Regions from separate parts of the Mus musculus genome. Here region 1 is linked to region 2. The links are chromatin contacts, found by Hi-C or POLR2A ChIA-PET in ENCODE. All regions are on one chromosome and are shown on one strand. Each heading gives the region's core, a stretch centred on a gene start or an enhancer-like site at or near the end of the contact. The rest is flanking DNA. Distances are from core to core; before and after follow the strand shown.

Region 1 (5,271 bases), core at 1,656-4,155, 48 kb after region 2:
TTCTCCTTCAATTCTCAAGTTGGCTATCCAGGGTCTTTGGAAGTTGCCTTAATCGTGTGAAAGCTGCGCTAGGCTATCTCAAGTCTGGATTGCAAAAGCAGTGCCTCCTGAACTGGCCATCGGTTACCTGCAGATCTACCACAGATGCCCATTTCCATTTAGTAGCAAGCGTTGGCTCTATAAGAAACCTGGGAGCTAGTCTTTTAGAAGGGCTAGAACTGCAACAAAGATTCAAGGTTTAAAACACTGCCCTGACTTTCTCCTGGCAATTGGATGCGTTCGTATCTTTAGAACTTTGCATGCTGTTGTTCCCGGTTCCCTTAGTTCCCAGGCCAGTTTCTTTTATGAACAAGTTGTGGCAACTGGGCATTTTCTTAAGTTTGTTCCCATAAATTCAGTTCCTGGTTTTTCCTGCTTTGGATGGCTGAGTGACTCTTTCCAGGAAGTACTTACATTGTGACCCTTCTCTTCTATTCTGGTGACCCTTTCTTCAATCCCAGCTGGGTTTTTTTTTTTTTTTTTTTGTCTCTGGGATTTTCTTTTTAGTTTTATTTACATAGTAGCTCCTGGAGCCTTACCCAAACTGGATTAGCAGCAAGGTTCCTGCAGTAACCCTTTCATTACCAGAGCAATTTTCTTCACACATTGTTTTGAACTTCAGCATTTACAAGCCACTCCTGTGAAACTCAAAGGTAAAAGGACACATGATTTGTTCTTGCTTTGACATGTCCAGTGTACTTATGGTGGAGTGCTTAAGCTTTGAAGCCATTTTCTTTCTCCTTTAAAAAGACATAGAATGGCAAAGGGCAGAGGTGACCCCCCCCCCTTCCACTAAGGCAAAGCATGAATCTAATGAAACTTTTAAATATTGTCAAAACTCTGAAATTTACCTGAGGACAAAGGCAACCAATTCAAGTTTAGTGTTATATGCATTTTGAATTCTTTATTCTGTGTTTCTGGCCACATATTTTCCTGCCTTAGCCAGCAGTGAAACTTTGAGAGTAAAAGCCAAGGAAAGCTGTTGCTAGCATAGGCAGCTTCCTATTGCAACCATCAGCCAGTGAGGATTTTTACCTAGGAGGCTACATACAGAAGAGACTCATGAAACCACTGCTCTGTGATGTGACAGGTTTAATGGTTATTCCAAGGTGGCCTAAGGGATCCAAACAAAAGTGGCTATAACGAGTTATGAACAGAACCCCCAGAAACATTTAAACCCTGCTATGAAGCTAGTAGGTGACAGTTACCGATAATCATCAATTTGACAAAATTAGTCACATGGGACCATGGCTCCTGAGGACATTCTCTTGATTAGTGTGATGCCATTCCTTGGATAGGGCATCCTGCACTGCTTACGAGTGAGGAACATGAGGCAGTGAGCAGTGACATGCATGCATTCACATCACTCTCTGCTTCTAGACTCTGGGTGAAGTGACCAGCTGTTTCAAGTTCCTGATGCCTTAACCTGCCCCACGAGGGACTGTGCGTTAAACAGTGAGCTGAAACACACCCATTCTCCATAAATTCTGTCCAAGTTTTATCACAGTCACAGAAAATGGGAGGGAGATATGCTACTGTGAACTTTAGTGATGGCTTTGGCTACATATTACTTATTTTACATCTATGAATGTTTTGTCTGCAGATATGTCTGAGCACCACATGTTTGTAGTGTCCATGGAGGCCAGAAGAGGGCGTCAGATCCTCTGGGACTCGAGTTACCAGCTACACCTGGGTGCTGAGAATTGAACCTGGGGGTGGGGTGTTCTCTAGAAGAACAAAAAGGGCTCTTAAGAGCTAAGCCATCTCTCCTGCTCTGATGACCTTGTATATGTAGAGGTTGTGTTTACAGTTTTATAGCAGGGGAGACCCAGAGGTTCAGAATCGTGGGTGTATGTGTCTCATAAGCAGTGGACAAGGACACATAAACATCAAAGAATACTCATTTTGTCTTGTACAGATTGTAAGGTGGAGGCTCTTGGCAAGTTTCCGAATGAGCCAGAATGGTTGCAATGCCTTACAAATCACTTGGTGTTCATCTTCTGTTACCTAGGCACTGCCTAATGAAAGGCCACACTAGTTTCTAGTGGCAACTGATTCTCAAGGGACTAAACTAAAAGCAAGGAACAACAGAGCAAATGGCAGAAGGTAATAGCGAGGCAATGGTAATACAGATGAACGTAGTAATAGATCCCTGCAAAGATCAGCTTAAGTCCTCAGCAAGCTTATATACTATATAGACACAGATCCTGCTCTAAAAGCTTCTACATTTATAATACGGCAAGAATGTGCCATAGTATTAGGAGACTAGAGCAGAACAAAAGGGTTTCAGGGAAAGGGTGTGTGCACACTAATGTGGTTTGAACCTTGAACCAAAAGAAATGGCAAACCTATTTACACCTTTTATTTTCATACAGTAGTTAATCATTTGCACCAAACGAAGGAGCCGGAATACAGTCCCAGGGAGCAATTCCAAACCATTCACTCATCCAGCATTTTACTCTTCGTCGTCCCTGATGCCTTAGAGACGAGTCTTAGTCTAGTCAAGGAGAGAGTTAAAAATTGCTCTGGGTTTGCACGCGGCAGGGACCAGCCTTTCACATTGTCCCACGTGGTCCCAGCAGGTGAGTGTAGGTGTGGGCGCGTGCGGCTCGTGGTGTCTGCGGAGTGAGCGCGAACACGTGTCAGAATGGCTGGGGTCACAGTGCATGTCCCGGTGTCGCCTCACCCTTCCTTGGAATAGTCTGCCGGACCAGCACCAAAGAGAAGCCGGCGTTTCGGGCCCACTCAACGGAGGCGGTGCGGGAAGATCCCGCCGTGCGCGATTGTGAGTGAGCGTGGGCGCACGGGGGCCGGGCGATGGCGAGCTCGCGCGCAGGCGCAGAGCGCGCGAGCCGGCGGTCGCCGCAGAGCGCGGGGGGCGGAGCCGGAGCGCGGGGACCAGGCCATGGCGGCCGCCGGGCGCTGGTGCCGGCGCTCGGCCCGGGAGCGCCTTTGTCGCCGCGGAGGATGGTGACCTCACGGTTCGGGCCGCTTCCGCTGCCTCCGCCTCCCGAGACGCCGCAGCCGAGGCCGGACGCGGGAGAGCCGCCGCTGTGAGCCGCGCAAACCGGGCCCCCCGCCGTCGGAACCGAAGATCTCACCGGAGGGGCGGGAATCGGAGCCGGGCAGCAGCGGACACCGCCATCCCCAGTGCCGCCCCGCAGGCAGGGAGGCTGCGGCTCCAGGTGACTGCGGTCAGCCGGGAGCATCCCGCAGGCCTGCTGCCCACTGCGCCTCCCCTCCCCTCCCCCACCCTCGCTCCTCCCCGCCGCGCCCCCTCCTTCTCCGGCTCTTGGCCCCGGCCTGGTCCCCCTCCGCACCGCGCCCTCCCGCCCACCCCTGAGCAGCGATCAGTCTCCTGCGACCTCCTCGCAGAGCCTCATACTCGTTCCCGGGGCCTCGGCTGCCTCCTCACCACCTTCCATCCTTCTTTCCTCCCGCGCCTGGAGAGGGAGAGAACCCTCACATTCCTGAGATGCCCTCATTGGGGCTCACCCCTCTCTGCTCTCCTGTACCCCGGTTGCAAGGCCTTTCCCGGTCTCTCTGGCAGAGGTGTCCAGTCCGGGCTCCTTTGCTCAGGTTTGCATTTCTAACTTTTCGTCTTTTGCGTTTCTGTTCACTCTTTTTGCTTTCAAGCTTCTTCCCTCTTCCCTGGCGTCTCCTCACCTCGCAGCCCCTTAACTCAGCCTAACCATGTGCAGGCGGTGCAGGTTGCGGGTTTCAGAAAGACCTGCCAAGCCCAAAGAATAGGGGGACCCCTGGCTTAGTGTGCAGTGCGCCTCTCTTCAGTCACGAGCAGCTCATCTCTCTCTTACTGTGTTCCTTTTCCCGCTCGCCATCCCTGGGTTCGCCCTCTCCAGTTCTGCTTTCCCACCCTAGGACCTTTGTGGAATGAACCCCCTATTCTATCTAAGGGTTAGGAACTTGACTCATATAAGCGCGCCTTATGAGGCGCGGTAGAGCCAGCACCCTTGGCGAGGCAGGGAGCACCCGGGCTTCTCTTCCTGGCAGAGTTTCTGCTCCACGTAATCCCCTAGCCTTGGGGCTGCTGCGTCCGTGCCGCGCTGCTGTGCTGTGCTCGCTGCCTGCTTGCGGCGAGCTGGCTTGGGGTTACTACAGTTCAAATGTATCTGAGCAAAGCAGGCGGGGTTGGGGGAGGTGCGGGGAGAGAGTGAGATGGGGCGGGGGAAGGGGCCTTTGCAGTGGGAAGGCATCAAAGATTAATGGATGGCTTTGCATCTCTGTCTGCAGTAAACAGGAAACTAGTCTGAAAGGAAGGGGTGTGTGTGTGTGTCTGTCTTTATTTTATAAAATACCGAGTGTGCAGTTTTGTGAATCTTGAACCAGACCCAAAAGGATGAGCTGCCGGTGCTGCAGTCGTGACCTAGGCTGAGCGTCCAATGGCAGAGGTAGCGTTGTTTTCCTTCTCTGTGTCGGGCCCTTAGGTTGGACGATGGCTCTTTCACTGGAGGGTGGACTCTTATCTGTGGATGTGGTTTCGGAGATGATGAGGAATCACAGGATTGCTAGTAGTTTCTGTGGAAACCAAGTCCCTACAAAGTTAGCTAGCAACACAGTGGGAGTGGGGAGGATTAGCTATATTTAAAACGTGTGCCAGCGCTTATGTAAGGAAGTTCTCTTTCCTGGTCTCCTTTCTGGGCGGAGTTACTTTCGGATTTTAGGGTCCAGCTTCGCCCTCTCGTTTTTGTTTTTGTTTTTTTGTTTTTTGTTTTGTTTGTTTATTTTTTTTAAGGTCTCAGCATCCCAATGGATAGACAGCCTCCTTGTCCCCCATTTGCTTAGATTCAGTTTTAGTTGATTTAGAATTTGTTTGAATTGCTGGGAGCAGAGAAGGAAGGTTGATGGTGATGGTTTTGTTTGTAACTTTCAGCCCTAAATTATCTGTTATCAATTTAAGTCATCTTATTTTTGCTTTGTCTTTTTTAAAAAGGTAGTTAAGGAGTTGTGGGATTCCTTTTTTTTTTAATACCACATTTTTTTTTTTTTAAAGATAGTTTTCCAACGGAGCCCAGCAGTTACATTTTTCTTACTGTTGAAGTTTCTTTGTCTGATTTCTCCCTATTCAAAACTAAACTTTGGTAGTTTTAGGACAATGCAGAGTGAGGATCTGTGTTTCCTAACCCTCAAGCCCTATAATAAACTGCACATTATACAAGACGTTGTTTCCATGTCTTGGAAAGGCATTTATTGAAACAGCCAGGGTTTGGGGTT
Region 2 (5,290 bases), core at 2,647-5,146:
TTAAACAAGTTAAGGAAAATAAAAAGAAATTTTAAAAAAAATTTTAAAGCTTTCTTTTAAAAATCTCTTTTTTTGAAAGATTTCTTAAAAAAAAAAAAAAGCCTATAATGGCAAATATGAAAAGCCCTAACTGTTAGTGTGGAAACCATGAAGTGGGCATTACCTTTAACTTTGAGCCCTAGTAACTTCTGGCGTTCTGGGAGCACTCCCGTAAGGGTCTTGAGGAACTGTTTAAGATCCAGCACAGTATCATCTTCTGAGAGCGTGGTCACTGAGTACTCCTGCCCACCCCATTTCACTATGATGGGGAGTGCCATTCTTCACGCATATGAAGCAGGACTTTCTGTAGGAACAAAACACCTAGGAGACAGGCACATGTAAACGAGGAAATGAAAACTGACAGGTCAAACACAAACTTGTATGTGCAGCCTGAACTCTGCTGTACAGTCTGATGGTAGAGATAACTGTGCCTCCTCAGAGAGGACCTCCCCGAATTCTACACGTGACAATTTTCCTACTTATTTTGGCTTAATGTTAGTATTTCCTACCACTCTTTCAGACTCCTCCTCTTGTTCACCTAGAGAGGACCAATGAGCTACCTACCCTGCTGCTCTGTTTGGCTGGATTTATGCTGCAGAGGCAAGTCCCTCCACAACGGACACCTATGTTCAATTAACGTTTGAGAGGAATTCATTAGCACTGAACCCTGAGCAAACTATCTGGGCTTAGACTCTAGATTTCCCATTTACTATGTATTTCCCTTAGCATATGCCTTTCCTATCTGTAAAACAAAGGAATGCTATTTGTATCTTAGGGTTCTTATGAAGAGTAAATCGGTTAACATTTCTAACTCACATAGTGCCTGGTAAACTCTTTGTACTTCTTAAAATAACTCTAAAGCTGAACGTTTATTATGTTTTAGGCAGTCCCAGATTATACACCACTATGTGTTTTATGTTTTATGAACTGACCAGATGTATGAAGATCATCTCATGTAATTAAAGTGTCTGATAAGAATATCCCTCTTTGCCATTACGAAAACAGCTACATCTGCAATAGTGTCTGGGTGTGGTGGTTGTTTATGGGATGGATCCCCAGGTAGGGAAGTCTCTGGATAGTCATTTCTTCCGTCTCTGCTTCGAACTTTGTCTCTGTAACTCCTTCCATAGGCATTTTGTTCCCCAGCTGACAGGAGCCTGATATACCTGTCTCCTGAGAGACTCTGCCAGTGCCTGACTAATATAGAAGTGGTTGCTCACAGCCATCCATTGGAAAGAGCACAGGGTCCCTAATGAAGGAGCTGAAGGGGTTTGCAGCCCCATAGGAGGAACAATGTTAACTAACCAGTACTCCCAGTGTTTCCTGGGATTAAACCACCAATCAAAGAAAACACGTGGTGGGACTCATGGCTCTAGCTGCATATGTAGCAGTGGATGGCCTAGTCAGTCATCAATAGGAGGAGAGGCCCTTGGTCCTGTGAAGGCTCTATGCCCCAGTATAGGGGAATGCCAGGGCCAGGAAGCGGGACTGGGTGGGTTGGTGAGCAGGGTAAGGGGATAGTTAATTTTTGGAGGGAAAACTAGGAAAGGGGAGAACATTTGGAATGTAAATAAAGAACATATCTAATTTTTAAAAAAGAAAAAGAAACAGCTACATAATCTACTCACATGCACAAAACTGGTGTTGGTTCCCTGACTAAATCTCACCACATCCTAAATCCAGTATGTCACAGCTGTCTAACTCAGAGTCCATCTACAGGAGTCAAAGCATCAAACTGTAGGGTTTTTTTTTTTTTAATGCGCTCATACAGATCCAACCACAGAAATGTTACATGGCAGCTGCTATTCTCCCTAACAACTAAACACAGGTTGCTTGTCCCATTAAGCTGTCAACACTTATAACCTCACTTCCTTCATAGGTCAGAGCACTGAGTTCCCGAATCTCAGAGCACTGGCGTTTTTTTGCAGCGCTTTCGCGTGGGTGATGAAGTATTTGATCATGTGATCGTAAGCATCACAACCAATTCTGAGAGAAGGTAAATTTTAATTAACAATCTGCAAAGACTTAATGTAGAAATCTATTACTGTGCTTCGAAAAGCGTACCAAATCCATATTCACATTGGCTTCCCTGTCCGTTTCCCTTTAGAGTCCCACTTAGACCTACTTACTCATATGTTAATGTTCTGCAGAAAACCTGCAAGCATGCTAACTTAGGGCAACGATGCCACGTTAGGCAGAATCTGCCCTAAGAAGTTTTATGACCTTGGCTAAAAAGGCATGTGGGTCAATTTGAAATCTGTAAGACACAGAAACAGGAATGATTGTTCGTAAGAGCTAGGAAGGCTTCTAGCTGTGCTGAGCTGAGCTGAGCTGAGCTGAGCTGAGCTGAGCTAACCGGTGCTTGGACGGGCAGGGTAGTCTGGAGACCATGAGAGTTTTTTGACCAGTGGTTCTCAACCAATACCACTGACTTAAATTTGATGAAGACTTCTTGGAAGTATCATCAGAATAAGGAAAGAGACCTAACAATGTCCACTTTAACCAGTCTTTTTCTACCACCTCTGAGGTGGTAGAGGCTGAGCATGCTACTCCTCTAGGCTCTTCTGTTACCGGCTTTAGAAAAACCTGCCAATGGCATGGGCCCCATGCACTTAACAACAGGCACTACTTCATAAAGAACTTGTGCTACAAATGGTAAAGACAAGTTGTCAAATGCCCCAAGACTCTGGGCATAGAAAAAAAAAAAAGGTTATACAAACCTTTCCAGCTTAAGTTCTTAAAACTTTTTTTAATTTTTGAATCTCATTTCATCACTACTGAGAATCATGCAGGACAAAAAAAGCATGGGCATTTTTATACTTTCTCATACAATGCTAATGGTTTATCACATTTGTCCCCCAAATTGGGGGGTGGGAGTGGGTGGTGATGGCGATCCAACTCAAAGAGGACATTTTTATGGGATATGTAATCAACGTATGTTTATACTGGAGTTCTGCCTAACATCCTGTGTTGGGTTTGCCTAGTCTCTTACCTCTCTAGCCCTCAGCCTTCCAAACCCAGAGATGAGTCAGTTCACATGTATGTGTTTTGATAAGCGCTAACACCTGACAGCATTTGATAAGCCGCGAGGAGCTAGGAGAACGGTAGCAGTGAGGGCTGAGCACGTTAACTATCGCTATCTTAATCTTCACAATCCTGGACTAACAAGCGACCTCACTGTACAGATTAGAAACCTGCAAAATAAGTCACAGCGACTCTCGCCCAACACCGCATCACGAAAAGCAGCCAACGGCGGCAATTTCAAAAGTGACAGTGTGAACTTTTCATCCAGCCCGGCAAGAGTGAGCGTGCGGTGCTGGGCCGCGGGCCCTGGCGCCGGCCCGCAGGAGCCGCGCGGGGTGCAGCCCGGACTGCCCCGGGAGTATCCCAAGACAGGCAGAGTCTCAGAAACAAGCTGCCTCGGACGCCTTCGACAACCCGCGTGAGGGGAGGACAAGACAGACCCTGCAGGAGCGGGGGACGAGGCCCGCGGACGCAGAACATTCTGGGACGTGGGAAGCCTTGGGGTCAGGTGAGAAGGCCGGATGCGAAGGCTGCGGCCACGACCCGCAGTGCGCCGGGACAGGGGCCTCTGGGGGCCAGGCGGGACAGCTGCAGTCCCAGCCCACCCGGACCGCAGCGAGACAAACCACGGGGCGCATGCAGTTCAGTGGCATCCCCCGGCCGCAGCGTCGCCTTCACAGGCAGGCGCGCCGGAGAACCCCGCGTCCTCTCACCTGGAGCGCGGCGGAACCAGCTACAGCGGACGAAAAAGCCGGCCGCAGCGGAACCTAAGGAGACCGGAAGCGAGGGGCGGGACCGGAACCGGCGGGCGGACCGGAAAGTGTGGTTGAGACCGGAAATGTGTTGTAGGGGAGGGGGAAATGCGGCTGCCGCTTGTTTGGTTTCTCCTCCGATGTGACGCCTGCGGAGCCCAGGCCGGCCGAGTGTTTTCCAGACTTTGACCTCTGTGAAAGAGACCCCTCCCGGTTCTTGGTGGCCGCCGCCGGCTGTTCTGCGCATGCTCCGGCCCGGTGGCGACTTTTTTTTTTTTTCCACCAGAGCTGAGCTTTGCGGAGCCCTGTGACTCCTGTGGCAGTGTCGCGTTCCGAATGAAGCCGACCTTTGAGGACTGAAGAGGAGACTTTTCTAGAGACGCAAGGAGCCAGGAATATAATTTGCCCACTCCAGGGGAAAGCCGGCCAAAGTGATCCAAACACTCATGGAACAAATATCCGTGTGACAACGGTGTTCCAGATCTGTGTGTCGGTCGGCTCCACCCACTCGTGCTTGCTTTGCCTCCTTAAATGCAAGGAAAGCTAGTTCTCTTTACAGAAGAATGCCATGCTTTCATAGAAATAAATGCTGCAGCGTTCGAAGTCACTCGGAGAGACCGGAGACTCCGTTTAAATTATAGTTATCCGAGTTTTTCTTCTTAAGCAGCCGCTCTCTTTAGTTCCTGTGAGCTAAAACAGGAAAGGGGCTTTTAAGGGCAGTTACAATTACTTCATTTCTGTGGGATTGACAGCTATGTGAGGAACTGCCTCACCCCCACCCCCCACCCCCTGTGCGTAATGATGAGCGGAGTTCGCAGAAATCAGAGCCAGCAGTTAATCATTTCATAGCAGTTTTCCAATTCATGGGGAAGGGGCAAGGAGTCAGAGTTGCTAGGAACTTATCTTTTCGGAATTTAGAATGGGTGCCTCACATAAAGTGGAGTTTTTCTTAGCTATCAAAGCAGTCTCCATTTGAACCCCTGGAGGCGGCTCTTGCCTGTAATCCCAGCTGAGGCAGTAGGATAGTGCATAAATTTGAAGCCAGCCTGGGCATAGGGAATTCTAGTTCCAGCCCTGGGATACAGACTGAAACTCTGACTCAGACAGAAGAAAGCCTCAACGGGACCTAACCCTTCTCATCCATTCAAGAAATTCCCAGTGTTACTTGTTATGCAAAAGAAAAAAGAAAAGAAAGACCTAAAAAGTAACTTGAAGAATGTTTACATCATCAGCCCCTAGATAAGTATATCTGATACTTTTTAAAACTTCAAATTCAATCTTAGAGACCCATAAGAGGCGTGGCCACCTCTTGACAGTTGTTCTCAGACTTCCTGTGCCTTGGTACAAACAGACCCACAGAAAAATTAATGTAATTGGAGGGAGGGGGAAAACATGGTTTCTCTATGTATAGCTCAGGCTTGCCTGGAACTCACAAAGATCCACCTGCCCAAGTGCTAGAATCAAAGGCATGCACC

Evidence for each region. Hi-C counts contacts between places; a loop is a spot of excess contacts on that map. ChIA-PET counts read pairs that join two places held with the same protein, here RNA polymerase II (POLR2A).
Region 1: a map of left cerebral cortex shows a loop between it and region 2 (7-fold over the local background). The contact joins the promoter of Rnf145 here to the promoter of Ublcp1 in region 2. A Hi-C loop is called at or near these places in 21 of 37 maps with a recorded cell type or tissue (Patski, T-helper 17 cell, T-helper 2 cell and 7 more). POLR2A ChIA-PET finds 5 or more read pairs at or near these places in 2 of 5 experiments (Patski and embryonic stem cell).

Annotation. Positions count from the first base shown.
Region 1 is chr11:44,516,051-44,521,321 of GRCm38, forward strand. Rnf145 (ring finger protein 145) reads left to right here and starts at 2,906. Exons shown (of 11, transcript NM_028862.4): 1 at 2,906-3,224.
Region 2 is chr11:44,466,652-44,471,941 of GRCm38, forward strand. It overlaps Ublcp1 (ubiquitin-like domain containing CTD phosphatase 1), which reads right to left and starts at 3,897. Exons shown (of 11, transcript NM_024475.5): 1 at 3,777-3,897; 2 at 164-360. The coding sequence starts at 317.